4 separate regions of the Homo sapiens genome follow, and regions 2, 3 and 4 are each linked to region 1. A link is a contact called in ENCODE Hi-C data. All regions are on one chromosome and are shown on one strand. Each heading gives the region's core, a stretch centred on a gene start or an enhancer-like site at or near the end of the contact. The rest is flanking DNA. Distances are from core to core; before and after follow the strand shown.

Region 1 (6,754 bases), core at 1,291-3,790:
GGGTCCACTGAGGTGTCTGACAATCCTGTTTCCTCAGCCATCATCCTGACTCTTTTTCACCCACCCCCAAATGGCCATTTCCTCTCTTCCTTCACAGAGGAAAGTCATCATAAGGAACTCTTCCAGCTAACTTCCAAGGGCTTACTCCTGTCACCCAGCTCTGGTCCCACCCTCTCAAGGGTCCAGTATCTCCAGCCTCTCTCCACCCTCTCCTTCTAGATCATTATTTGCATATCCTGCAGTCTCTCCTAGAGGAAGGGGGGTTACCTCCCCTTCACAGAGCCAGATGTATTTAACCTCCTGTCTTCTGTGATAACAAATCCTCCTGGTTTCCCTCCTTGCCTTTCTGGCCATTCTCAGTTACCCTTAAAATGTTGGGATTTGGGCCAGGCGCAGTGGCTCACGCCTGTAATCCCAGCACTTTGGGAGGCCAAGGTGGGCAGATCACCTGAGGTCAGGAGTTCTAGACCAGCCTGACCAACATGGAGACACCCCATGTCTACTAAAAATACAAAATTAGCCGGGCGTGGTGGTGCATGCCTGTAATCCCAGCTACTCCAGAGGCTGAGGCAGGAGAATCACTTGAACTTGGGAGGCAGAGGTTGCGGTGAGCCAAGATCGCACCACTGCACTCCAGCCTGGGCAACAAGAGCGAAACTCAGTCTCAAAAAATAAATAAATTAAATTAAAATGTTGGGATTTGACTTCCATCATAATTTGCTTCTGAATGGTTCACAAATCCCAATTTCTGGCCCAGATTTGCCTCCTGAGCTTCAGCTCTGTATAACCATATCTACCTCGTCACGTCCCAGATGGTGCCCAGGATGGCCCTGCCTGTGTTCGGCACCTTCAGGAAATGCACTACCCCCTGCCCCAGGTGTCCCACCAGAAGCCTCCACTCCTCATCTCCTGAGTCCACTTAATCACCATGCCCTGTCAGTACTACCTCTGGGCTGTCTTTTACTTCCATCCCTTCTTGGTATCCTTTCTGCCCCAACCTAGACCAGGCCACTGTCTCAACTCTGGACAGCCATACAGCGTAACTGTTCCTACCAATCTGTCCACAAGGAGCCATTCTCCACATGTTAAAGCCTCTCCCTAAAATGACTCAATCCTTGGGATCCATTCTTGGTTCTCCAGTCCCTTTGCCACCCTGCCCAGGCACCCTTCTAGCCATCCCCACTTTGTTGATCTGCTTCAATCCCTCAAACACACAGCATACTCTCACACAAGTGCTCCTACCACTGCCATGGAGATGCTTTCAATTCCACACACCTTCCCCTCATCTGACTGACACCTACTCAGTCTTCAGGTCCTACTTTACTTGGTAGCTGCTTCCGGAAGCCTTCCCTGCACCATCTAGTCCAGTTGAGGCGCCCACCCGAGAGTCCTATGTTCCTCCCACTTCCTTCTCACAGCACTGATCACTTTGTATGCTAATTGTCTTTATCATCTTCTTTCCCATTAGAGCTCTTCTGGGGTAAGGGACACCTCTGCCTTGTTCATTATAGCCCCTCAAGAATGCTCATTAAGTATCAATGAATGGATGAACAGAAGGACTAAGGATCTTTAGGAATCACTAATGTAACAATTCTTTAAAATGTGGGTTGGCAAGTCACAAGTGATAGCGTTTCAGGAGAGGGGCAAAGCAGAAAGGGCCGAGGGGTTGGGGAAGTCCTCCTGAAAGGAACTGGCCTGTCCAGAGTTAATGCTCAGTAATGCAGTGCCAGGCGTTACCACTATCTTTACAGTGCTGATCATCTGGACCCAGACCAAAGACCTGGTGCCAATGACTGTCCTGTAAAGGTAGTGGTAATTAGCAAAGCCAGGCAGATCAGCTCCCTCCAGAGTTTGGACAGAAGAATCCAAAGAGAAATGGCTAGTTAGCAGGAGTTTCCCTGACCCCTCATATCCACCCCCTTCTACGATTGTTGTGAGCAAGTCTGTTCCTTAAGCCCAAACGATGTCACCGGCAGGGGTGAAGGGCAGGCATGAGAGGGCTGGAAGAAGCACGTGATCTCGCCTGTAAGTGCAGGGAAGGTCACAAGGCTGGACGCCAATGTGCCCGGCCTACAGGAGAGCCAGGCCGCCCTGACTGCCAAGCGAATGGAACTGCACTCGCCCAGCGCTCTGAGTGGAATGCGCGGTCTGCAATCTGAGAATACTCCCCAGAAAAACGGATCCCTACCGCCTCGTGCCTTCCTGAAAGGAAACAGAGACTGCTACCCCCTCACTTACAGAAGGTCTCCTGGCCCACGCGCACTTTAATCATGATCCACTCCATCGTTCCTCCCAGGACAAAAAAGAAGGGCAGGAACCGGTAGATGCCAAATCGCTGCTTCCCGGGCACCCGCTGCAGAATCCGTCTCACCTGGGCCCTGGTGAACATGCTCGACCGAGGTCGTGGAGAGGGATATGACGGAACTAAGCACTGGATCGCCCGGACGCAGCCGAGACCGCCCCGCCCGTTCTCGCCGTGTACCGCGACCTGGGAGACTAGCGAGCGCCGTCCTCCGCCACTGTCTGGTAGGCGCACGAGTGCCGGAACTGGGCGCCGACCTTCTAAAGCGAGGCGGATCCGCCAATCAGACTGCAGCGGGGGCGTGCAGCTCCGCCAATCAGAGCACGGCAGGGCGCGCGTGCTCCCTGAAGCCGAGCAGGGCCTCGAAGGAGCTGGCGCAGGCGCCTCAGCTCTGGAGGTGGGACGGCCCAAAAGGGAAGGACAGCCCACGTGGCGCCGGCCCGGCCCCGCCCCCTGCCTCCCCAGTGCAGGTCTGAGCTCGCAGTTGGCAGCCGCGCCCCCTACTCTGCCACCGCCATTTTTATTCCTAATACCCAGATAGAAGTGATGACCCTCTCTGATGGACTATGTACAGCACCACATTCCAAAATGCAATTATGCAATGCCTTGCGTTTATTTCGGAGACGTGATTGGTGCCTAGACTTCTAAAGTAACAGAATTTGATATGGAGTGTTGAAAGCTGAACTTTATCAATTATCACAGCAAAAATCTAAGTAAGCGCCCCGTGAGAACCCTAAAATTAATAAAAGCTATCTTGTATGGGGCACTTACAGTTCCACAGGCACTTGTAGGCGCTTTATTCACAATAATCGCAGAAGAGCAGTATAAAGAGCATGCACTCTGTTACCAAACCACATCCCTGCTCTACAGGTGCTCCCTTAGCCCATCTGTGCCTCAATTCCCTAAGCCGTAAAACGGAGGCCTTGTTCTGACGCTGTGATAATTTAGTGCGGTAATAGGAATGATGCACTGAACACAACCCTGGAGCATAGTAACTGATTAATATTAGTTAGAATATTCATTATGATGATAATGATTGGCAGAGCCCTCGCTCTTCACATGTATTCCCAAACATGGTTTTTGTTTGTTTCTTGAGACAGGACCTCGCTCTGTCATCCAGGCTGAAGTGCAGTGGCGCAATCTCGGCTCACTGCAACCCCCTCCTCCCCGGCTCAAGCCATCCTCCCACCACTACAGGCGTGCACCACCACGCCCGGCTAATTTTTTAATTTTTTGTAGAGATGGGGGTCCCACTATATTGGCCAGGCTAGTCTCAAACTCCTGGGCTCAAGAGATCCTCCTGCCTTGGCCTCCCAAAGTGCTGTGATTACAGGCGTGAGCCACCGCGCCGAGTCTGAACGTGTATTGTTTATATGTAGTCTCTTAACTGACAGTTTAAGAGACTATGCCAGGTAGAAGCAGGGCTCTGACTTAAGAGACTTCACTTGTAATTGCGTCTTCTCATGCTGCTGTGCTTGCTGAAGATAACTGAAAGGGGCTGTCACCCCATTACCTAGGACTAAAGTAAAAACTGCAGGAACAGCTTTGAGAAAGGAGACAACTATTAGACAATCTAAGGAAGGTAAATGAAAGCTTAGAACCAATGAGACGATTTGGTGATATGGACACAAAATATACAAAAGCAGACTGGAGAGAGCAAGCAGGGCCCCAGAAAGGGTCATAGGGCCCGCAGTGAGCAGCCTGAGCTGCCGCCTGTACAACCGGCTTTGGAGGGCCAGCCCGGAAGCCTCTTTCTCCTCCGGGTAGACTCCGCCCAAGCATGCACACACACAGGCTTGATGCTCGCTCCCGTTTCTACAGGAGGTTTTGACGGCTGGATGCTGCAGGGCATCCCCTCGCCTGGAGGAGGTTCACTTGTGGCCAGGTTCCCAGCACACCCACTTGCTCACTGGGGCCCTGGGGACACCGCCACACTCGAGCCCATCCTACGGCCTCAATCCTTACCAGTCCCCAGGCCATGGACTGCCACACTGTAGGTCTTCAATCAAGGTTCAGTGGAGTTTCGAATGTACACACACCCTGAAAGACAGCGCGGCCACCTCAGAAAACAACGCGCGCCCAGCTGGCTCCCCTCCGACAGGGCCCACGGCTACTGGGTCGGCCTCCTCCGGACCCTGAGCACAGCCTGGTATGCGTGCGGGCTCGGAATACGGATCTGAGCAGAAGAAATGCGAGTGGAGAGCGGTTCTGCGCAGGAAAGAGGAATTTTGTTGGAAAGCCTGTCGACGTTGCTAGAAAAGACCACAGCATCTCACGAGGGGCGTGCGCCGGGAAACCGGGAGTTGACGGGTCAGTGCGGCCAGTTGCCGAGGTCCGAACCAAGCGGGCGCAGTGACCGTGGCCCACAACCCTGCAGCGCACGGCCCAGTCACCTGGTTAGCGGACGTCGGCTGCCCTGCAGGCCCCTCGGCCTCCCCCAGCGTGGGCCTGGCACCGGGAAGCGCGGGAAGGGCTCTTTATTTGTTAGACCAGTGAGTGGACTGGCCCGGGCTCTGGTCAGTGGGCAGTCAGTCCGAGCCCAGAGACCGGGGACCAGGACCCCGGGAAAGGAGAGCACCAGGACTAGGGGGAGGAGCGGAGGATCTGGGGTCAGAAGCATCCAGAGGCGCAGGGTAGGGCGGGCGGACCCGGGAGCGGAGAGGGCGGCAGAGGACCCGGGGGCCCGGGGGGTACCCGTCGCGCTCCGGCTGTCTCCTCTCGGCGCCTCGGCCGTCCGGAGCCTCTCAGGGACGGCCGCTCTTAGGCCCGCTGACTTCCAGGGCTGGGGCCAGGGAAAGGCGCCGCCATCGCCGGCGTGACGGCCGAAGGGGGGCGCAGAGTCCTCCCGGACCGCGCCGGAGACTGGCTGGGGGAGGGGGCTGGGGAGCCCTCCCCGCCCCGCCCCGCCCCGCCGGGTCCGGGGCCTCCCGCCCCCCGGGCCGAGGGGCGCGCCCATTGGCAGGCCGGGCTCCGCGCGCCGCACCCATTGGCCGGCCGCCGTGAGGAGCACGAGGCCACCGTGGCGGGCGCGCAGTCGGAGGGCGGCGGGCGGCGGGCGGCGGGCTGGCCGAGGGCAGCGCGGGCGGCGGGCGGCGCGCGGTGGGCATGGCGGGTGCGGGGCTGCGGGCGGCCGCTCGGCGCTGGCTGCTGTGCGGAGGCCACGGCGGGCCGCGAGCCGCCTCGTCCTCGCCCTCCTGCCCTGGGTGCGGCCCCCCGGGTCCCGGCGCCCACTGCCCCGGCGTCCCGCGCTCCGCGCCCGCCCAGGCACCCACCAGCGGCGCCGACCTCAGCGCGCACCTATGGGCTCGCTACCAGGACATGCGGAGACTGGTGCACGGTGGGTGAGCCGGGGCGGGACGTGCGCCGGGGTGTCTTCCGCGTGGACTGATGGACGGACCGAGCCCCAGGGTGCCGCTCCTCCGGGGAAACACCCAGTGGGGCTCGCCAGGGCCCCGGAGCGCAAGGGCCGGGCGGCTTTTCGCGAGAAGCTCCGGCCGTTCATCCCGGGGGCCTCTGGGGCGCCCCGACGCCCGGGGGCGGGCGGGAGGTTTGTTCCCCGGCTCGGTCTGCAGGAGCTCGGGGCTCCTCGAGCGGCTGCCGGAGTGCTGGGCCCCCGCCGACTTCCTTCGGGGTCCCGCCTGCCGTGAAGCCGCGGTGGAAACGCCCCCAACCCCTTGTTCTCGGCCAACCCTTAGTTGGGGCGGGAGAGTGCTGTGGACAAAGCCAGCGAGCGGCGCCGGGCGGAACGGGCTCCTAGGGACGGCCGGACCAAAGGGGACACCGGTTGGACTTCCCAGACACACCTCGATGTCGCCCTGGAGGTCCGGCCCCCTCTCAGCCCGGGCAGCGAAGGCTGGGAGAAGCCAAGTCACCCCCGCCCCCTGGAGCCCAGACTAGGGCTGCAAAGGGCACTTAACCTCCCTGTCCCTGCTCTCTCCCTCTGAGAAATGGCGTGAGGAGGCTGAGGCCCCTTCTTGGAGGGGGCCGGCTGGGGCGCACTAGTGAGGCCCCAGAGCTGAGAGTGCTGGACATCTGCCTGCTTGTCTCCGTGGGTCTAGTGGGGCCCTGCTTCTGCAGCAGACAGATATGGTTTGGGTCGTGACCCTATCACTGACCAGTTGGGTGGTCCCCCAGCAAGTCTCACCCTCTCTCAAGCATGAAACGCAGTCCTGGGGCCTCTCTGTCCCAGGGTTGGGTGATGACTGGAACCAGGCCAAGCAGGGCAGGAGAGCTTCCGGAGGAACCCCCAGGGGTGACGTGGCTTTTGTTGTCTGATAAAACAAAGTAGCCCTGTCTGGAAGATTCTAACTGGCTAGACAGGGGTTTTCACTCCGGCTTTGTGGGGTGGCGGAGAATCACTTCTTGACCAGTAAAGGCAGGATGGTAAAGGCCCCTGAGGAATGGTCATTTTGAAGCCTTGGGCATCTGTCCACCCTCGAGGTCCCAGGTTGA
Region 2 (7,200 bases), core at 1,388-3,887, 2.0 Mb after region 1:
GCCCCTGGAAGTCCCACTCTCCAAGGATGTACTGCACCGGCATCCTGCAGAGGGGGCAGCTGGGTGGTCATCAGGGACAGAGCTAGGACCAACAGGACCATGCCTGGGTTGAGATACCACTTGTGGCCAAAGGTATCAGGCAAGACCATGTCTCCAGGGCCTTGGGACTCCTGAGGCAAAACCCTCCCTCCCTCCCTTCTTCCTATTCAGTACCCCGGCCCCACTCTTGCCACTCCTGCACCCCAACACCTCCCTAGTCCTTGGACATTCTCCTCCTCCCTGAACTTGGTGGGGATAGGGGAGGCTGGACTGCTGCTCCCTGAACACATCCTTCAGGTCTGATCCATGGGTGCTCACCTCTGCAATCGACGGCTACTCAGCTCCCGGATACACTGTAGTTGCTGAGAGGTCAAGGGCTGGGTCCAAAGTGCCGGCCTCAGGCTCTGAAACTGTCCCCACAGAGAATATAAGTGGCTGGCTCACTGGGCCCAAGGCCCCCAACCCAGGTGTCTTATGTGGATAATGCCTGCCCAGCACTGGTCTGGAGGCCCAACCCTCTCATCATCTGGGCCCAGAGGGGGCAGCATCCTGCCTAAGGTTACACAGCTAACACCAGGCTTCCAGGTGTCTATCCCAGAACACTTAGGCAGAGATATATTCATTCATCCAACAAACTGTTACAGTGTGTGCCAGGCGCTAAGACGTTCCTTCAGAAAAATCCCATCAGTCTCAGCTAAGCACTCTTAGTGAACAGAAAACCTGGATATCCCTTCCCCAAGTCCTCCCTCCTCCCTCTTCCTGTCCTCTTGACAACACTAAACTTAACTGTTTTGGCTCCAAGGACATGAGCCACGATGTACTCACTGGATTCCCGGGCCTCAGGGATACCCCTCTTCTCAAAGACCCCAGTCCAGTGGCTGACCAGTTCTATGGCACTGGATAACCCAGCCAGAGGTGGTTGGGGTTGCCATGAGCTGAAGGCCCAGCCCCGGGTACTTCCCCTCCTCCCTGGGCCAGACAGGAGGGCCCACAGCATTCGGCCCCAAAGCTCCATGTCTCAGGGAAAGGTTCTCCAGAGTGCTTCCAGGTTCCCAAGTCTGCTTTATGATGTCAGCTGCTGAGGTGAGTGCTGAGAGTGGCCCCTGGACCCAGCTGGGTGGAGATGGAGAGGTCACAAGCTCTGGTGCCCCAAAATGGCTCTGGTCCTCAGATATAGTTGGTTGCCACCCTGGGAGTGAGAGGAACCAGGAAAGCAGGTGAGCCTTGTATGACACCCCCCCTTCTACCAATACATTGCCTGAGAATAGTTGTGCTCTTGCTCTGACACCCCCTTGACTCCATTTAGAGCCTTACCCACCTATTTGATCATTCTTGTCTTGGCCACTTACGTTTTCTTCACATTTTTAGCTGGAGTGGGCTGAGCCCATAGCTCAGTCTCTGCTAATAAACGGGTTGGTGGTAGGTTAGGGCACATATGTGGGGACAGGACAGATCTGTGTCTAACCTAGCGTGTGTGATCTTGAGCAAGTCATTATTTCTGATTTTCACTTTCTTAATCCATAAGATGGGGGAAAATCACACCAAACCCATGGCAAGCAATGCATTAGTCTATGAATATCCAAGGCCTGGGAGGCAGCTCAACACACAGCAGGGACCAGATGTTACATGATCTTAACTGATGTTACAAGAGGCAGATGATTGCCTTTAATTGGGAGCTTTGAATCTGACATTGTGTGTGTACTGTCATGGATGTACATGCTGAAAATTTCCTCCTAATTTAACCTATAATCCGGGACATCAGCGTAAACCACCAACTAAAAAATTTACAATTGTATATTTAAAGAGGTCACAAGCAAGTTTAACTGAAGGTTTAAAATCAGCGGTCCCCTTTGCTTCCAGATAAAAGTCCAAACTAGCGTTTATTAAGCACCTGCTAAGTGCCACATCTTCAGATACAAGTAGGGTCAGAGAAGGGAAGCGACTTGCCCAGCGTCACTCAGGTAGAAACTGTCCCAGGCAAGCTGGGCACGGTGGCTCACGCCTGTAATCCCAGCACTCTGGGAGGCCGAGGTGGGCGGATCACGAGGTCAGGAGTTCGAGACCAGCCTGGCCAGCATGGTGAAACCCTGTCTCTACTAAAAATACAAAAAATTGGCCGGGCATACTGACGCGCACCTGTAGTCCCAGCTACTTGGGAGGCTGAGGCAGGAGAACTGCTTGAACCCAGTTCAAGCAGGCGGAAGTTGCAGCGAGCCGCGGTCATGCCACTGCACTCCAGCCTGGGTGCCAGAGAGAGACTCCGTCTCAAAAAAAAGAAAAAAAAGACTGTCCCAGGCAAGACACGAACCCGAGTCCACCAGACTCCAGAAGCGGCTCTTGCACCAGTGCGCCGTCCCAGGAGCCAAGGCCCGAAGTCAGAAGTGTAAACTCCCTCACAGCTACGCACCGCATTGTTAACGACCCAGATGAGGCCCCCTCTCTCCAACCCTGTTTCCCCATCTGCACTATGGAGAATGGTACCGGCCAGGTCTCCAGGCGGTTGCAGTCGAAACACCCCGTTCCGATCCCCACCTCCCATGCATACCTGCCTGAAAGGCTGCCCCACCCACCCACCAGCCGGAGAAGCTGCCCCGAACTGGACGCCCGGACGTGCGTGGCCCGTCGCGCGCTCCCTCGGACGCCCCGCTTCCGGGGTCGGCGCCTTTAAGAAAAGGCTCGGGCGGACGCCGTAGCCCAGCTTCAGTGTTCCTATCGCTGGTGGGTTCCTCCCAGGAGACCCCTGCGGATGGGTGGGGAGGCTGTGAATTCCACTCCCTCTACGCTCGCAGGCCTGCATACAGGAAAGTGCGGGGATGTGTGTGGGGTTGACCCTTGGGGGCCCGGACCTGCCGGTCTTCCTTAAAATCACAGCAGGGATTTGGCTCCAGCCCAAGGGGATTGCTCCGAGCTGGCGTTTAGGAACCAGGCCGGGAGGTGTGTGGGCGGAGCCCAGTAGCCTGCCGGAAAGGGGGCGTGTCACCAGAGGGCCCGGGTGTTCCGGCGGGGACCAGATGTCCGGGGGCGTGGTCTATCTTAGCCTGGGGGCCGGGTGGAGCTGTGCATGGGCGGGTTCCAGTGTTGAAGGCTGGTCCAACTTTGGGGTCCAGTCCCAGTGTCGTGACCCTACCGAGGTCAGTGGCCCGAGCCCACCAGGGGGTCGGCCGACTGGCGGCCAGACCCCAGGGGCCGCTCTTTTACCGATTCGAATCTTGACTCTATTGGCAACTCCTCCAGGTGTTGGGACCTCTGGACCTCAGTTGCGCCTTCTATAAAATACTCGGCAGCGTCTCGCAAAGTGTGTCTTGTCAACATCTCCCCACCAGAAAGTACTGTTAACTAGAACACTGTTAACTACTTTTTTTTTCTTTTTTTCTTTTTTTTTTTTTTTTTTTTTGAGACGGAGTTTTGCTCTTGTTGCGCAGGCTGAAGTACAATGGCGCGATCTCTGCTCACTGCAACCTCGGCCTCCGGGTTCAAGCCATTCTCCTGCCTCAGCCTCCCAAGTAGCTGGGATTACAGGCGTGAGCCAACACGACCGGCTAATTCTGTATTTTTAATAGAGACAGGGTTTCACCATGTTGGTCAGGCTGGTCTCGAACTCCTGACTTCAGGTGATCCATCGCCTCGGCCTCTCAAAGTGCTGGGATTACAGGAGTGAGCCACCACGCCCGGCCTTAAACTGCTATTAAACATGCTGTTTCCCTGCCTCCTTCCCAGACCGGGAGACACAGGGGCGTTTGCATTTGTACCAGGCTACCCGGTGACTCCCATAAACTACTTTGAAAACCGGCGGATCAGGAGTATCTGAGGGCTCCTTCCCTGAGCTGATCATGCCGTGGATGGAAGCTATTGTGAGGGTATATGTAGACTTGCCTGGGTCGGGGTGCCCAATAATAAATCCACCCCACTCTCAACTTCTGTAGACGAAGATTCCCCATCTTCGTCTAGAACCCTCACACCAGAGGACCCGTCTGAGTAGAAAGCCAAGGTTCAGGAAGGGAAAAGCAGTTTCTTCAAGGTCACAAAGTCAGCCAGAGTTCAGTGCAGGCCCAAGGACTCCCAGTCCAGTGCTCTCCCCAAGTCTCCTCTGTACATCCATCCGCGTTTTGGGGGCTTGAGTCTGTCCTGGCACGGGTAGCTGGCAGGGGTCCCGAGTTCTGGCCCGGAAGGGCCTGGCCACCCACTGTCCTCCGCCCAACTTCGGCGCAGGCCACGGGGTGAGGGTAGTCTCTAAAAACTGCGACCAGGTTCTAGGCTCCCTCTGGGGGTGGAGCCAGACCCGAGCGACAAGCGAACGGTCCAATTCTGGGCGGGCTCTAGGCCCGACAGCCAATCGGAGGCCGGGGGCGCGGAGCGTGCAGGGAGGCAAGGCGCTGTAGCTTCGGGGATCCCCCGAGGCTGCTCGGCCCGGCCCCACCTCCGCCGTGGGTCCCGGCCCTACCCACCCTAGCTCAGGCCGGCAGAGCCAGCGCTCGCGGATGCGGCTGGTGCGCAGTAGCGGGCCTGGCCAGCGGCTCGGGGCTTGCAGGGAGGGCGGATCTCGGGTCGGACCCGCAGCCCCAGACGCCGGGCTTGGGGGTTCCCCCCGCCCCGGCCTCCTGCCAGTCACTACCACCCCTAGCCTCTCCAACTGAGCTCGGCGCCGGGAGAGGATTAAGTAAGTGCTGAGGTCACTGCTCCTGTGCAAGAAGGGAGGCATCACAGGGTCGCGGAGGCGGGCATGGGGATTGGGGCAGGGAGGACTGAGAGACCTGGTGGAGAACAGCATGCGGGTTCTCGAAGGTCGCGGTGCCGACCCCTTTTACCCCGGTTTCCTTCCCTTCCCCTTTGGACCCTGAGGCAGGCCTGGAAAGTGGTCAGTAGGGCCTCTTCTCTCCTTTGGGAGGCGATGTTAACAGAGCCCCAGGGCACGAGTTAAGGGTTTGGCCCAAGGTCACGCCCGGGATCAGTTGCAAAGCCAAGAAAAGAACCCGGGACTTCCTATGTGCCCAGATGTGCCCAGCCTAGCTGGAGGGAGAAGGCAAAGAGGGATGAGCCTTTCTACCCCATAACCCTCTGCCAGCCTTGCCCCTTCCTCAGGGACCATCAGAGGTGTTTACACATCTCACACACGCCCATGCATCTGCACAGGGAGGCAACCCCACTAATGCCCATGAACCAGCACAGGGGGATGTATGCACCCACGAGCTAGGTATCCCTCCTCTCCCTAGGCCGTCCCATCTGCAGCTTGGCTGGCACCTCTTCCCACCCCACCTTAACCAGGGCCCTCTGCACTGGGCAAATCTCTCACCCTCTGCTTCCAGGGGAGGAGGGTAAAGGAAGAGAAGGCACCCACACTGGGAGCTCCATTCCTGCCTCGCCTTTCTCCTTGACCCTAGCAGCCCCTCTATTGTTGGTGGGTGGGGAGGGCAGTCCAATGTCCCCGAGAGCCTGCGGAGAAGCCCCGCCAGAGAACCAGAGCCTCTCTCTCCTTCTTGTCTTCTGGTCTTTCCACATCAGCCTCCACCCACACTCCAAGCATAGTCTGGACCATACAGTGGACTGGGTCCAGGGGCTCCCTTGGCTCCCCTTTGTGACTGGGTTGGCCATGGGGAGAAAATCTAACATGTAGTGGATGCTTACTGTGGATGGGGGTTGTGCTGAGCTAAGTCTTTCTTCGACACCTGTTTGTTCTGCCATTTCTGTAACCCCATGACCCTGTGGGGATGTTCTCAATATCCCCACCTTAGACTCAGGAAAACGGAGACACAGAGAGGTGGAGTGACTTTCTAGGGATCACTAGTTAAGCAGCTGAGCTAGGTTTCAAAGACAGGCCTGTCTGACTCTTGGGCAAGTGTTTCCCTCCAGGAAAGGAAAAAGCTGTGGTATTTTTTCCCCCAAGCAGGATGAGGGATGTGGGAGGCAGGGAATGAGGAGGTGGATATGGGGAGGTGGGGGATATGGGGACGCAGGTTGAGGGGAGTTTTTGATCAGGGGAGGGAGACTTTTTCTTTCAAACATCCCCGCTGCCTTTCATATCTTCCAGGTTTGATCACTATGATCATCTCACCCACAGACAGAGGATGCAGGGCTTCATTTTTGTTCCCAAAAACAGGGGCACCGTAGATACGTAAAGTATGTGTCCTAATGTCTCCTGAACTTACCCTCATTCTTGCCCTCAAACCTTTACCTCCCCAGTGCTTTCAGAACCTAGAGAGACTTCATCTCACTACTGAGCCCCTGTCCTTAGCCTCATGTTTCTTATTCTTTCCTTTCTAGCACCCAGGAAGGCAGGGGGCTCCCTTTATCCAAGGAGGTGGCTGTGCAGGTGGCCACCACAGGTGGCAGGAACCACAGGCTGGGGCACTCCGGAGTCAGGAGTGAGTGGGCAGGTTGACTGGCATCAGGCAGCCTCTCAGCCAGGGCCCTCTCCGCATCAGCATGAACTCCAGGACCGCATCTGCTAGGGGCTGGTTCAGCAGCCGCCCACCCACCTCTGAGTCTGACCTGGAACCTGCCACAGATGGGCCAGCCTCCGAGACCACTACCCTCAGCCCAGAGGCCACCACCTTTAATGACACCAGAATCCCTGATGCAGCTGGTGGCACGGCCGGCGTGGGTACCATGCTTCTGTCCTTTGGGATCATCACGGTGATAGGCCTGGCTGTGGCCTTGGTGAGAGCTGGGGTAGGCTGGGGGAGGATAATCAGTGTTTAGATTTATAGAGAACCTAATCAATCAGAAGACAATCTGGTTGTTGTTATTGTTGTTTTTGAGACAGAGTCTTGCTCTGTCATGCAGGCTGGAGTGCAATGGCTTGATCTCAGCTCACTGCAACCTCCACCTCTGGGGCTTAATCGAGTCTCCTGCCTCAGCCTCCCAAGTAGCTGGGATTACAGGTGTGAGCTGCCACGCCCGGCTAATTTTTGTATTTTTAGTAGAGATGGGGTTTCGCTATGTTAGCCAGGCTGGTCTTGAACTCCTGGCCTCAAGTGATCTGCCCCCGTTGGCCTCCCAAAGTGCTGGGATTACAGACATGAGCCTCTGTGCCCGCCAACAATCTATTAATGAGAGTGCAGTCCTCCTCTCCTGCAGAGATTTGTCCACTGGGGCCCAGAGACCAGAGAGGCTACGCTTCCAACTGGAAACAACAGAAAAGGTTCTTGGGAATACATGGTGTCT
Region 3 (6,922 bases), core at 399-2,898, 1.0 Mb after region 1:
AGGAGGATGGTCCCTTTTCTGGAAAGAGGGAAATGGGATCTAGTGGGGAATGAAACCAAGGGACCCAGGATTCAGGATCCTTACTAGCTGTCGAGCCTGAGCATAGCAGCAGGCTTGCTGTGTCTTGTATTCATGTGACAGTATTGCCGTGAAGACTCATGGAGATGCACGGAGACTTGCTCAGCATTCCCGGAGAGATAATGAGCTGCATAAGGCCTTGAACGCTGGGTAGGATCTTGTCAGGTCGAGATTCTGCTCAACTGTGGGTCATGTTTATCTTCTATGCCCCACAAGAGGGACTGCTGGTCAGAGTAAGGAGTCCTCTGGTTCTGCTGTTAATTGGTTGTGTGATGCTGGGCAAGTCGCTCACTCCCTCTGGGCCTCATTTTTCCCAACAACATGAAGAAATTGAATTAAGTGACCTGTGAGGTCAGTCCTGCCTTAATCTATGAGCTTTTGATTTTTCACTTCTCTGCCTCACGTATAATAACCTGGCAATAAGTATCTATTGATTCTTACAGGCTAGGTCTTGAACAAAAAGACAGAGGCTGGGTGCAGTGGCTCATGCCTGTAATCCCAACACTTCGGGGGGCCGAGGCAGGAGAATCGTTTGAGCCTAGAAATTCAAGACCAACCTGGACAACACAGTGGGACTTCGTCTCTACAAAAATTTTTAAAAATTAGCCGGGTGTGGTGGTGCACACCTGTAGCCCCGGCTACTTGGGAGGCTGAGGTGAGAAGATAGCTTGAGCCCAGGAGGTTGATTGAGGCTGTAGTGAGCTGTGATCGCGCCACTGCACTCCAGCGTGGATGACAGAGCGAGACCCTGTCAAAAAAAAAAAAAAAAAAAGACAGAGAAAAAAGAGGCTGGGAGAACTCAGCCCAGGAGTTCGAGAACAGCCTGGCCAACACGGCAAAACCATGTCTCTACCAAACACGCACATACAAAACAGAAACAAAAATTGGCTGGGTGTGGTGGCATGCGCCTGTAGTCTCAGCTGGAGGCTGAGGTGGGAGGACTGTTTGAGCCCGGGAGGCGGAGGTCATAGTGAGCTGAGATCGTCACTGCACTCCAGCCTGGGCAACAGAGCGAGACTCTGTCTCAAAAAAACAAAACAAAACAAACAAAAAACAACCAGTGCCTTCTGATTTAATGAGTGCTGTGATTTCTGATATGTTTATGAGAAATATTTTCTTAGATCACGGTATGTTCTAGGTAAGATAAGGCAAATGGCCAAATAAAACAGAGGCTCTTTGCGCACACAGGTCAGAACAAGACACTGAAAAAGTATCAGGCGATTACAGTACTGTCTTAGAAGGATTGGCTCCCTCACTTTTCACTTCCGCCTTCCGAAGCAGCCAATGAGTACTCAGCAGTTCGCATTTATCCAAAAAAACTACAAATCCAGAAGTCAATGCGCCAGGCGAAGAGCTCATGCGTCAATTGGGACTGGTGGGCCCGCCCCTAGACGCGGAACTTCATTTCCCAGGCGTCCCCGGGGCTCTTCGATTTTTTTTTTTTTTTTTTTTTTTTTTTTTTTTTTTTCCCCGATCGTGCAGGCGTTCTCTTCCCGCCCCTTGCTCGCGGTCCTCGCGCCAAGTAGGCGCGAGCGCGCGCGCGCGGTGCACGTAGCGCGCGAGTGACGCATAATATGTGGGCCGCTGTGGAGCCGTGGTCGCGCTGTGTGTGTGTGTGAGTGGAGAGTGAGTGCGGGACCTGAGGCTGTGTGTGTGTGAACTGTGGCCACTGGCGGGGTCGGGGGGGGGCAGCGGCGGAGCCGCCTCGGACGGTGAGTGGGAAATGGAGGGAGGCGACTCTACGGGAGGGGCGCGAGGAAGCAGGTCGCGCGGCTGGCCGGGCGGCAGAGTGGGCGCCGGGCTTGGGGGAGGGGCGGCACCTGCTTGGGCCGCCGGCGAGGAGGGGGCGGGCCGGTCTGCCGGGAGGCTGGGCCCGGGGCCTGACAGGACTTTTCCTCCTCCTGATTCTTGTCCTGGGGGCGGGGCCTCCACGTTCTTCCTCCACTCCCCACGAGAAGCTTCCCGAGAGTAACTCTTCCGCCCGGAGTGGGGGGGCGGGGTGTGTCCGCCCCTACCTGGAGGAGGGGCGCATTTCATTTCCCTTGTTTTCTTTTTCCTTCCAATCCTCCTAGTCTCTGTTCCGTACGGGCTTGCGGGGCTCCATCTTCCGTACTATACGGCGGGCCCCTTCCCGGACTGTGTCTCCGCCTCCAGCTCCAGTCACCTGGGCGGGCTCTCCCGTCTCTCGGCCTCGTGCCACCTCTCCCTGCACCCGCCTGCCTCTTGGACCGTGCGACGGGGGCGGAGCTTTCCGGGCGCTCCTCCCATCCCCATGAAAGAGGGAAGGGTTGGAAAGAGAGGTGTGCGGGTCCCGCAGCCTGGAGTCAAACCTCAGAGTGCCCGCGAAGCTTCCCTGGAGTCTATTTCCGGGGGTTATAGTAGTTTTCAACTGGGGTGTCAGAAGCGTTTGCTTAACAACTTCACTTCTTAGACGGTTTTCTGTCTGGTTTCCTCTTACTGCGGTGGCAGCGCTCTGGTTTTCCATTTGTTGAGGAAATAGTTTTGGAGTGTTTGTATTTAGCTATTTTTGAGTCACAAATGACTCGTCCTTGGCCATGTCATGTTGGTCTTGGTTTTTCCTTACCCTGTTTTTTTGATGAAGCCTTTTAATTAGTTTACATGTCTTAATTTTTTATATTAGTAGCATCTTCCTGTTCAAAATGCATCGTTAATGTACAGAATGAGAGGTTAATTGGTAATATCATCCTGCATTTTCTTTTTCCAGCTTACTGGAGTTTACCTTTAATGTTTATGTAAATGTGTATATTTAGATTTTAGGATCTATTTAGTATTTTTCTTAATGATGTGACCATTTGGGTTTTCTATATAACATTTATTCATTACCCATTTTTGAGTGGGTATATATTTTTGGATGTTAAAGAGATAATAGAGAATTTGGGGAATGTAGGGAAATCATTTTGTACTTAGTATCTCTTGCGTAGTTGCTGAGTACAGTGTTTTACTGTTCTGCCTATTATACAGTTTTAAAATTTTTTATTTTTATTCATTTATTTTTTATAGAGACAGTGGTCTCAGTATGTTGCCCAGGCTGGTTTTGAACTCAAGTGATCCTCCCTGGTCAGCCTCCCGAAGTGTTGGAATTACAGACATGAGCCACTACACCTGGCCTGTTTTTTTAGATACAGGATCTTGCCCTGTAGCCTAGGCTGGAGTGCAGTGGTGTGATAACTCTTTTTTTTTTTTTTTTCTTTTTTCTTTTTTTTTGAGACAGCGTCTCATTCTGTTGCCCCAGCTAGAGTGCAGTGGCGCGATCTTGTCTCACTGCAACCTCCGCCTCCCAGGTTCAAGTGATTCTCCTGCCTCAGCCTCCGGAGTAGCTGGGACTACAGGCACGCGCCACCACGCCCGGATAATTTTTGTATTTATAGTAGAGATGGGGTTTCAGCATATTGGCCAGGCTGGTCTCAAGCTCTTGTCCTCGTGATCTGCCCACCTCGGCCTCCCAAAGTGCTGGGATTACAGATGTAAGCCACTGCGCTGGCTTTTTTTTTTTTTTTTTTTTTTTTTTTTTTTTGAGACAGAGTCTCACTGTGTTGCCCAGGCTGGAGTGCAGTGGCGCGATCTCAGCTCACTGCAAGCTCCGCCTCCCAGGTTCACGCCATTCTCGTGCCTCAGCCTCCCAAGTAGCTAGGATTACTGGTGCCTGCCACCACGCCCGGCTAATTTTTTGTATTTTTAGTAGACACAGGGTTTCACCGTGTTAGCCATGATGGTCTCGAGTGTCATCATAACTCATTGCAGCCTCCAACAACTCCTGGGCTCAAAGGAGCCTGCTGCCTCAGCCTCTTGAGTAACTAGGACCGCAGTCACAGGCTAACATGATTGGCTAATTTTTAAATATTTGTGTCGACTGTGTCTCAAAATGTTGCCCAGCTGACCTCAAGCAATCCTTCCGACTTGGCTTCCCAAATTGCTGGGATTACAGGCTTGAGCCACTGTGCCTGTCAATTTAAAAAAAATTTTTTTTTCTTTTTTTTGAGACGGAGTCTTGCTCTGTTGCCCAGGCTGGAGTGCAGTGGTGCAATCTCGGCTCACTGCAACCTCCACCTCCCGGGTTCAAGCGATTCTCCTGCCTCAGCCTCCCGAGTAACTGGGACTACAGGCGCGTGCCACCATGCCCAGCTAATTTTTGTATTTTTAGTAGACACGGGGTTTCACCATGTTGGTCCGGCTGGTCATGAACTCCTGACCTCGTGATCCACCGCCTAGGCCTCCCAAAGTGCTGGGATTACAGGCGTGAGCCACCGTGCCCGCCTATTTTTATTTTTTTTGAGACAGTCTTCCTGTGTCACCTAGCCTGGAGTGCAGTGGTGCGATCTTTGCCCACTGTAACCTCTGCCTCCCAGGTTCAAGCGATTCTCATGCCTCAGCCTCTGGAGTAGCTGGGATTACAGGTGTGTGCCCCCACGCCTGGCTAATTTTTTTATTTTTTGTAGAGATGGGGATTTGCCGCGTTGGCCAGGCTGGTCTTGAACTTTTGGCCTCAAGTAATCCACCCACTTCAGTCTCCCAAAGTGCTAGGATTACAGGCATGAGCCATAGTGCCTGGCAAACAGTTGTTAATATTATGCCATATTTTCTCTATTTGTGTGTGTGGTATCTATATATATATTTTGTGGAATCATTTGAAAATAAGTTGCAGGCCTGTCATCCCTAAATACCCTAGCAGATGCTTGTTAGGATAAGAAAATTTTACATAAGTATTTCTTGAGGCTTTATATTATCCCATCATGGGGACAATATTGTCATTTAACCCCGCACAACAACTGTTTCCATCTTGCAGATAAGGAAATTGAGATTTGGAGAAGTTAAATAACCAAGACTTCACAGGTATGTCAGCAGAGTTGGGATTTGAATCCTTGAAACCTTTTTTCTACCTAGTACTAGCTGGTCTTGGGGACCTCTCTGAGCTAGTTTCCTCATGTGTGAAAAAGGGTAGGATGGTTGTGAAAATTCAGAATAATGTAAGTATGGTAAATTACTTAGCTCAATGTCTGTCCCATACTAGATATTCACTAATTGGTAACTACCGTGTCACCATTGGACAGACCATCATTTCTTCATAGCACTTAAAGGAACTCACTTAAGAACTTGAGTAATGCACCCTTATTGTCTTGGGCATAACAAGGTGAAGATGACTGTTTTCTTTGCTCTTGTTGTGCAAGCTGGAGTGCAGTGGCGCGATCTCGGCTCACTGCAACCTCTGTCTCCTGGGTTCAAGCGATTCTGCTGCCTCAGCCTCCGGAGCAGCTGGGATTACAGGCGTGTGCCACCATGCCTGGCTAATTTTGTTGGTATTTTTAGTAGAGATGCGGTTTCACCATGTTGGCCAGGTGGTCTCGAACTCCTGACCTTGTGATCTGCCGGCCTCGGCCTCCCAAGGTGCTGGGATTACAGGCGTGAGCCACTGCGCCCGGCCTAATTTTGTATTTTTAGTAGAGACAGGGTTTCTCCATATTAGTCAGGCTGGTCTCGAACTCCCAACCTCAGGTGATCTGCCTGCCTTGGCCTCCTAAAGTGCTGAGATTACAGGTGTGAGCCACTGTGCCCGGCCTTTTTTTTTTTTCCTTGAGACAAGGTCTCGCACTTTTGCTCTGGCTGGAGTACAGTGGTGCAGTTATGGCTCACTGCAGCCTCCACCTCCTAGGCTCAAGCAGTTCTCTTGCTTCAGCCTCCCCAGGTAGCTGGGACTACAGGTTGCAGTGAGCCAAGATTGTGTCCCTGCACTCCCGCCTGGGCAGCAGAGCGAGATTCCGTCTCACAAAACAAAAAACAAACACAAAAAAACGAACATTGAAGTAAGTACTACTACTACTGATTTTTAAATTTTTTTCATAGAGGCAGGATTTCACCATGTTGTCCAGGCTGGTCTCAAACTCCTGGGCTCAAGCGATCTGCCCACCTAGGTTTTCCAAAGTGCTGGGATTACAGGTGTGAGCCACCACACTCAGTTGCTGACTGCTTTCATTGATACTATGTTAATTCACATTGCTATTATTAGTTAAGTCTGTTACAAGTTTATATTTTCCTTTATTTAGTCTGTTACAAGTTTATATTTTCCTTTATTTATGTATTTAAATAATAAAGACAAGGTCTTACTGTTACCCAGGCTGGTCTCAAACCCCTGGGCTCAAGTGATCCTCCTACCTCAGCCTTCCAAAGTGCTGGGATTACAAGTGTGAGCCACCACGCCTTGCCTTTATATTTTTTTATTCTTTATTATTCTTAATATTTTTTTTGAGATGGAGTTTTGCTCTTGTCGCCCAGGCTGGAGTGCAGTGGTGCAATCTCGGCTCACTGCAACTTCTGCCTCCCGGGTTCAAGCGATTCTCCTGCCTCAGCCTCCCGAGTGGCTGGGATTGCAGGCGCCTGCTGCCACGTCCGGCTAATTTTTTGTATTTTTAGTAGAGACAGGGTTTCATCATGTTGGCCAGGCTGGTCTCGAGCTCCTGACCTCAGATGATACACCCGCATTGGCCTCCCAAAGTGCAGGGATTACAGGCGTGAGCCACCACGCCTGGCCTATTTTTTATTTTTTTAAATAATAGAGACAAGGTCTCACTAAGGTTTATATTTTCCTTGGGCAAATGGTTATTCCCAAAGTTATAATTATCTTCAGGCATAGATTAGTTGGAAGTTCTGAAAATGATACCAGAAGTATATATGTATATGTTTCTAAGTTGAACTCTAAAATTTTAGTGTTTTAGGCCAGGCATGGTGGCTCATGTCTACAATCCTAGCACTTTGGAAGGCCAAGTGGAGAGGATTGCTTGAGCCCAGCAATTTGAGACCAGCCTGGGTAACATAGTGAGACCCTGTCTCT
Region 4 (7,141 bases), core at 1,029-3,528, 1.9 Mb after region 1:
TCGACTGCTGGGTTAGTGGGCAAAGAAGCTATACCTGGGGCCCAGCCCCACCAGCCCAACCCTGATCCTCTCCTAGACCCACCCGCATGTTCCCCTCCAAGGTACTCCGGGGAGACAACCTCCTCTGTTGGCCCTAGTGGTCCTGGGAAAGACACAGAGAGCTGGGTCCAGCTCCCTGCTCAGATGCTTTAAGACCTTGTGCCTTAAATAAGTCCTGTAACCTCTCCAGACCTGTATCAGGTCCTGTACCAAGTGCTTTAAATGTATAATCTCATTTCATGTTCACAACAACTCCTTATCTTTCCCCATGAATAGATGCAGAAACCTGGCTTCCAGAGTCTAGGATATCATCCAAGGTCATGAAACTGGCAAACACAGGATAGCTATTAGCCATATCTAGAGGACTCTGCACTTGGACTCATAATTAAAACTTGTGTAAAGGCCGGGCACGGTGGCTCACGCCTGTAATCCCAGCACTTTGGGAGGCCAAGGCAGGCAGATCACGAGGTCAAGAGATCGAGACCATCCTGGCCAACATGGTGAAACCCTGTCTCTACTAAAAATACAAAAAATTAGCTGGGCGTGGTGGCGCACGCCTGTAGTCCCAGCTACTCAGGAGGCTGAGGCAGTAAAATCGCTTGAACCTGGGAGGTGGAGGTTGCAGTGAGCTGAGATTGTGCCACTGCACTCCAGCCTGGCGACAGAGTGAGACTCTGCCTCAAAAAAAAAAAATCTTTTGTAAAATGAGAAGGGCCTTTGCTGTACTTCTAGCCTCCAGGAGCCACTATCCCTGCCATGCTCTACCCATCCATTGGCACAAGCTACAAATGAGTAAAGACCCCAGAGATGACAGATTCAAGGGATTCTGGGTATGGGGTGTGGCCCTAGGCCCAGAACTGTATGCCTTAAGCTGGAACCAGGTACCCGCCCCCAGCATCCCCCTGACCCCCACCATGCCACCTATATCAGCATGCCAGGTCTCCAGGGAGCCTATAGTCTGAGGTGGCTAGATGGCTGGCCCGCCCTCTGCCCAGGAACCAGGGGTGGGTTGGCCCAGGGCCTGTCCCTTTCAACACGGGACCAGCGACTCGTCAGGAGTCTATCAGCAGCCTCCTGAGGCTCCACAGGTGCAGTGGGCATCAGCCTTGTCCTCTGGCCAGCCCTGGGAGGCTCACACCACTCCAGCCCAGACAGGCAGGGGCCACAGGGAAGAAGCAGTCCCACCCAAGCCTTGGTGGGGTCTCAGCTTCCAGCAAAGGGAAACAGATCCATTCCAGTCAGAGGAGCTTCACATGGAAGGGGCAGCCAAGCTGAACAAGAGATCCCCTTTGGGCCTGAACACATGGGTCCAGCCAGAATCCCAGAGTCAGGAGTCACCCCTTCCCTGCTTCCGGATACAGCATCTCTAGCCATAGTGACTCCACCCCTTGCTCACTGGGACACTCAAAGCTTAGCTAGGCTACGCCTCAGTTTCCCCATCTGTGAAGTAGGGAGGACCACAAGCCTGACCTTACAGGACAGTATGACGATGAAACATGTTGCTGAGCATAGGAAGCTTAGCAGGGGCGCTAGACATAGCTTCACTCACAGGCTTCCGCTGTGGACCCTCCAGGATACCCCAGGCCTCAGTGAGGGCTCACTGACCTTCAGGGCACACTTCTGTCCAGTGCGCCGATGGAAGCACTCCAGCACTTTGCCGTTCACACCCAGGCCCAGCACCTGCTTGGACAACTGGTAGTCGTCGGTCACTGCGTACTTCTTGGGCTCCCGCCGCCCCCCCGGAGCACCGCCCAAGCCGGGTCCGCCGGGTGCAACTGGCGGGGGCACAGGGCCCCCCTGCTCCTCTGCTGTTTCACCATCCATGGCCCCCGCGGGGCGCTCAGAGGCGGCCCCAGCCTGGCGCTTCTAGTGGCACCTGGGGGAAAGGGGAAGAGTGAGTCCCGCCCAGACTTTTCCAACACACCCCAGCCTTGGAGCCTCTGAACTGGGCTGGGCTGCGAGCCCGGGGCAAGCTGGGAGTGCGGGACGAACGGCCTGAGAGTACAGACGTGCAGCAAGGGGCGGTGGTCGCGCGGCGGGGTACAAGCGAGCACCGCCCGGGCACGTGTCAAGAAGGGAAGGGGCCGGGCGCCTAATGGCCGCGAGGTCCCCGGAGGAGGCCGCAGAGGGGGCCCAGCGAGGGCGTACCTGGCGGCAACGCACCTTGCTGAGGTACCGGCGAGGGGCAGGAGAGGCGGTCGCGGGAGCTGGCGGCCGCAGAAATCCCAGGGCCGAGAGTCGCGCTGCCGGCGCCCACGTGACCTCCCCCCCCTCCCCACCCCCCCCTCCCCCACTCCCCCACTCCACCCCCCGCTCCCTGCGCGTCATCCCAACTTGGGGCCCCGCTAGGTCAGCCTTAAAGGGCCAGGCGGGCCCCGGCTGGGTCCCGCCCCCGAGCCGGAACAAAATAGGAGGCGTGGCTTCCCGAGGGGGCGGTTACTTCCTCGGTTTCCAGGGACACCCAGGGAGGCCCCTGTACTGGCAGTCCGCTACTGTGCGGGTCCCGGGTTTTACTCGCAACCTAGAACGTGACAGCGCAGGACGTCTTATTTCTCTTGAAAGCTCTCCTTGAGTCGGGTGTTTGCTCTGCACGCTGCCAGGTGGCCCTCCAGTATGGCTTGCTAGGCTTCCGACTTGCCTAGTGTTGGCCAACCCTCAGCGTACTCAACTTTTTAAACATGCCGAGGGAGGTGGCATCTTGTCGTTGTTGAATTCGCCACTCTTTAGTCTCTGGTGGCTCTGGGAGTCTCCAGCACTGGCGACTGCCCCCTTTTTGCAGCTCCCGCTTATGCCCTTGACTCGCTGCTTCCCTTTGGTATATACAGCATCCTGGGGACCAGAAATCCCGAGTTGCCATTTGATCAGATCCGCCAACATTTCACCTTATGGTTTGGGCTTTTGGCGTCGTGTTTAAAAAGTCTCTGTCTCCCATCCGAGTGACAGATATTCTCCATTAGCTTTCTAGTTTTGCCTTGCACATATAAGTCTCTGTTAAGCCCATCTTAGACTACCTTACGTATTTTGAGCCAGTTTTCCCAACACCGGCTGTTAAGCAACTCTCATTTCACAGATGAGGAAACTGGGACCCCTGGGGAGAAAACAACTTGTCTAGAGCCATAGGGAGGGTGGCTGTGGCTGTCTTCTGGGACAGATCTGAACTACTTGCGCACATCACATCACTCCCCCAATCCGGAAGCTGAGGGACCTGAGCGAGCTGGCTCACTTGGAACTGGGAAGGTGCGGCTCAGCGCAGGGGCTCTGCATGGGCCTCTGCTGTCATCTACAGGCCATCTACAGGACTGCAGGTACCAGGACCTCGGTTCCACTCAGAGGCGTCTTCCAGCCATCCTACTCTTGGCTCCGGAATTTAGGCCCAGTGAGCGCCTCCCCCTCAGCCCCTCTGGTTAACACACGCACACTCACGGACCCCTGGGCTGCATGTGCAGGCTCATCAGAGAAGTAGCTCTTGGAAAGATGATCTTCTGTCAATGAATGAGTGAATGAGTGACTGAAAGGGTGCTACAACTTATTAGTGGGTACCCACTGTGTGCAGATGTTGAGTGGAGATGGGGTTGGGGCTCTGCCCCTATTTCTTTCAGGCAACCTTCAAGCTAGCAGTGTTCAGTGAAGCAGGAGGCTCCAGACAATAGCCTCAGCTGGCCATAGTGAACACTTCTTGCAGACCAGATGCTGGGAATGTGCTCTCCCTGCAACCCCCTGACCTTACAGAGCCTAGAGGAGGTCACACTATCCCTTCTGCCCCACACTACAGACACACAGGACAGAAAAGCCCAGAGAGGTTAAGTGACCTGTCTGAGGTCAGCAGCTGTCATGACAGAGCCCCCATTCCAACTCCAAAGCACAACCTCAGGGCTGGGCTCTTATCCTCAAACCATGGCCTCCTCTCCTAGTCCTTTCTGGCTCCTCACACAGCCACATGTGCAAACATACTCTCACACATGTACACATGCAGTCACACCTTTACACATGTGCACACACATGCATATAACACGTATAAACACACATGCATATAACACACATGCACACAGATACACATGCACATGTGCACACACACATGCATTTATGCCCAGCTGGACCCAGGATTGATGTCCCTGAGCCCAACCTGAGAATCTGATTCAAGATCTCAGAGCCTCTTTGAAAGCCCTATGATCTGGAATCTTCTACTGCTGGGGGGAGCCAAAGAAGGCTCTCTGCTCTCTGAAGGCAACTAGTTTGAGCCTGGTGAACCTGAGGCTGAGCAAGATGTCATTCTGGTGAGCAGAAGGCTAGGCAGCTGAGGGTGGAGGCTGGCTCCTTGCCCCAGCCAAAGGCATCCCACTGAATGTTCTGTGAAGATGTCTTCTTTCTTTAAAATGGAATTAGATTATAATTGCTCTACAAATTTTATAATTGTATTTTTTAAGCTGGTCTCTTTTATTAAAATTTTAAGTTGCATAAGTAAAACTTCCTCATTGTAATTAATTCAAATTATACAGAAGTATGAAAAGTAAGGCAAAGGTGCTGCTTCTCCCCTCCCAGTCCCTATAACCAGTGTCCATGCTTCCACAGGCACACGCATTCCCCACATGGGTCCATCGGAGAGATGCCTTGAAACTACTCACTTAGCCCAGGAAAGTCAGAATATGTGGTTTCCCTTAGTGCTCATGTTCCAGCAACCACCTGCAGCATCCCCTCCACAATGATGGGAGGATTTGGCATGCAGGATGGCTAGGTCTGGTCAGGAGTGGGTTCATGATGGCAGACTCTGCCACACAGCCCTTCATGTAGCTGTGTGTCCAAGGGGACAGAGACTTTGGAATAGCTTAAAGTGAGGGGGGCTAAATCCTACACACACACACACACACACACACACACACACACACACACACTCTGTCCTTACTGGAGAGGGGAGGCTGTACATGGTGAGAGGATGGAGGCCAAATGAGCGAGACTTTTGGGAAGGCACTGCTGTGTATTCTTGTGATTCATCTTGTGATTGTTCTGGGTAGGGAGTGGCAGGGGAATCTTGCAGTAAGTTCAATCCCTGGGGTGCAGGAGAGGGATTATCCTAGAAGAGAAGAATCTATGGAAATTTGGCTAGTGAGGGCATGAGAGGGGGCACCGCTAGGTGGCAGTGTGGGCCCAGCAATCAGAGCCAGGGTTTCTAGGGAGCAGCCAGGGCAGGAGAATTAAGTACTAAGTTGGCCAGAGGGACCCAACTTAGTACTTGGGGCAGAACAGGGGCACATCACTGTTCCCAGCATGCAGGTGAGGTGCACAGTGCTGTCATATTCACACACACACAAAAATAGTTGGAAGGCCAAAACCCTTGGAACCCTTTGGTTTACACATAGACTGCATAATCACTGACCTGTAGGAGATACTTTCAAAGGGACACCCATGGTGCTCTGACATGGACAGGCCTGGGGGCAGAGAAGCTTCACTGAGGACCTTAAAGCTGGATGTCTAGGAGTCGGCAGATCACCAGCACCCATAGAGGAAGTAGGAGGAAGTGTGTAGGCTCCTGGCTTAAACCATTACTTGCCAGCTGGGAGATCTAAGTTATATTGTAACCTCTCCATGCCTCAGTTTTCTCACCTGTAAAGAGGAGATAATATGTGGTAGTTGTGACAATGACATGAGGCTGCAAATTGCTGAGAGTGCTTGACACATAGTAAGTGTTCAGTTGAATAGTCATGGTGAGGGGGAAGAAGTATAGTTTTGGTAGAGAGCTTGGGATTTGGCCCCATAAGAGACCCAAGTTCAAAATTGTAACTCTGTTGCCTGGCAGCGGCAAAGTCCTTTTGTCTTCATAGTAATGAGACAGTGGACAGTTCCTACTGGCAAGTCAGTGGTCCACACAGGGGCCGCATATCAGGCTATCCAGGTATCCCAGCCCTCAAAGTGGGTTATAAGGTATCCATCCCCCCTACCCCCATTCCAAGAAAGTGGCTTCTGGCCAACTCAGGAGGGGGCTGGCAGAGTTGCACTCATGAAGCCCGGCTTCCCTTCAGGAAAGCTACAGAGAAGTGACTGCCCTGAAATCTGAAACTTAACGTTTTTTCCCCAGTTTCACAGGGTTTTGCTTTCAGGTTTCTTTTGCCCTCTGCCATTCTGGGCAGAGCAAACTGAGCCCTGTCTTCCCTGGATGCTATCGTTCAGGCCCTTCAACAAGGCCAGGGGTCTGTCATCCCTGCCCAGGATCTCAGAGCTAGACTCCTTTCTGGGGACCCTGGGGGCACACACTGGGAGGGGGATGGGGGTGGGGAGTGGACCCTGCAACCTCTCCAAATCCCACAGTTCTTCTGGCCCAAGGGTTTGGAGGAGATTCACAGACCCTACAGTCCTTCAAGATGCTCCATAGTGAATCCAGTGAACTGAAAAAAGGTGGAGAGGGTCCTGGTAGGAGCGTGGGCTTCTGATTCAGAGCTGGGACCAAGCTCTTACCCTGCCATTTCCTAGCATTTGTTCCCTGGGGCTGTCTTCTGTCCGCATAACGGGAGCAACACCAGTTGTAGAGGATCAAATGCAGCAAGTACTCCCTGTAGATAAGAGCGAGTGTTACTACTCTGCCCCCGCCATCCCGCCCCAACCTCTATCACCCTACTCCCAGATTATCTCCCTATGTTTTGAGTTGCAGGACTCTCTCTCAGCATTTTTTTTCTGGCGGGGGGTGGGGGTGGTACCAACCCAGAGTCCGGGCCATCTGGGGCTGTCTCTGCTTGCTTTCTCAAATCTGTAGTCTCTTCTCCCCTGACTGGCAGGGCCGGCCAGAAACCAGTGCCAGCCAAGACTGGATGGTCTGCCTGATTCGAAAAGTTGGGGCGTGCTTTCTCCTTCAACTCTTTCAAAGAAAACGTTCTTGTCTGGATCTTTCTGGCTGTGGTGACCGCCGGCTTGACCTCAGTGGACCCACTCATTTCTGGAACTGTCCTCTGCACCCCGCCCTGCCCTAAGTCCCGCTCCAGATCTCACCCCATGCCACCCAATCCGACACCCGACACACAGAGTCCTAGGGTCCAGGAGCGGCCGTCCCAACACGGGGCGCTTGCACACGCCGACAGACCTCCTTGGAGGAGCCGCTCGCAGGGAGGACAAGCCC

What was found. Hi-C counts contacts between places; a loop is a spot of excess contacts on that map. Pooled maps may share reads with other maps.
Region 2: a loop to region 1 is called in a map of CD4-positive, alpha-beta T cell, with 5 times the contacts of the local background. The contact joins the promoter of HEMK1 here to the promoter of UQCC5 in region 1. A Hi-C loop is called at or near these places in 1 of 168 maps with a recorded cell type or tissue (CD4-positive, alpha-beta T cell), 1 of 37 single-sample maps with no recorded cell type and 4 of 50 pooled maps.
Region 3: a loop to region 1 is called in a map of CD4-positive, alpha-beta memory T cell, with 27 times the contacts of the local background. The contact joins the promoter of DCAF1 here to the promoter of UQCC5 in region 1. A Hi-C loop is called at or near these places in 2 of 168 maps with a recorded cell type or tissue (CD4-positive, alpha-beta memory T cell and naive thymus-derived CD4-positive, alpha-beta T cell), 1 of 37 single-sample maps with no recorded cell type and 14 of 50 pooled maps.
Region 4: a loop to region 1 is called in a pooled map, with 9 times the contacts of the local background. The contact joins the promoter of MAPKAPK3 here to the promoter of UQCC5 in region 1. A Hi-C loop is called at or near these places in 2 of 37 single-sample maps with no recorded cell type and 9 of 50 pooled maps.

Annotation. Positions count from the first base shown.
Region 1 is chr3:52,532,391-52,539,144 of GRCh38, reverse strand. UQCC5 (ubiquinol-cytochrome c reductase complex assembly factor 5) reads right to left here and starts at 2,540. Exons shown (of 2, transcript NM_001124767.2): 1 at 2,239-2,540. The coding sequence starts at 2,389. It overlaps NT5DC2 (5'-nucleotidase domain containing 2), which reads left to right and starts at 5,288. Exons shown (of 14, transcript NM_001134231.2): 1 at 5,288-5,639. The coding sequence starts at 5,408. RefSeq lists enhancers at 1,688-2,221, 6,049-6,178 and silencers at 2,555-2,854, 4,889-5,388, 5,449-5,798, 5,829-5,918.
Region 2 is chr3:50,564,959-50,572,158 of GRCh38, reverse strand. HEMK1 (HemK methyltransferase 1, mitochondrial release factors N(5)-glutamine) reads right to left here and starts at 2,637. Exons shown (of 11, transcript NM_016173.5): 1 at 2,585-2,637; 2 at 827-1,228; 3 at 358-449; 4 at 1-44. The coding sequence starts at 1,054. It overlaps C3orf18 (chromosome 3 open reading frame 18), which reads left to right and starts at 4,412. Exons shown (of 6, transcript NM_016210.5): 1 at 4,412-4,696; 2 at 6,065-6,153; 3 at 6,298-6,693. The coding sequence starts at 6,460. RefSeq lists an enhancer at 2,713-2,832 and a silencer at 4,271-4,780.
Region 3 is chr3:51,494,741-51,501,662 of GRCh38, reverse strand. DCAF1 (DDB1 and CUL4 associated factor 1) reads left to right here and starts at 1,648. Exons shown (of 25, transcript NM_001387579.1): 1 at 1,648-1,790; 2 at 4,883-4,929. RefSeq lists a silencer at 1,759-1,988 and an enhancer at 2,099-2,198.
Region 4 is chr3:50,612,288-50,619,428 of GRCh38, reverse strand. It overlaps MAPKAPK3 (MAPK activated protein kinase 3), which reads right to left and starts at 2,278. Exons shown (of 11, transcript NM_001243925.2): 1 at 2,188-2,278; 2 at 1,645-1,915. The coding sequence starts at 1,863. RefSeq lists enhancers at 652-1,604, 1,605-2,558, 3,426-3,515, 7,137-7,141 and silencers at 1,825-1,974, 2,225-2,274, 2,285-2,334.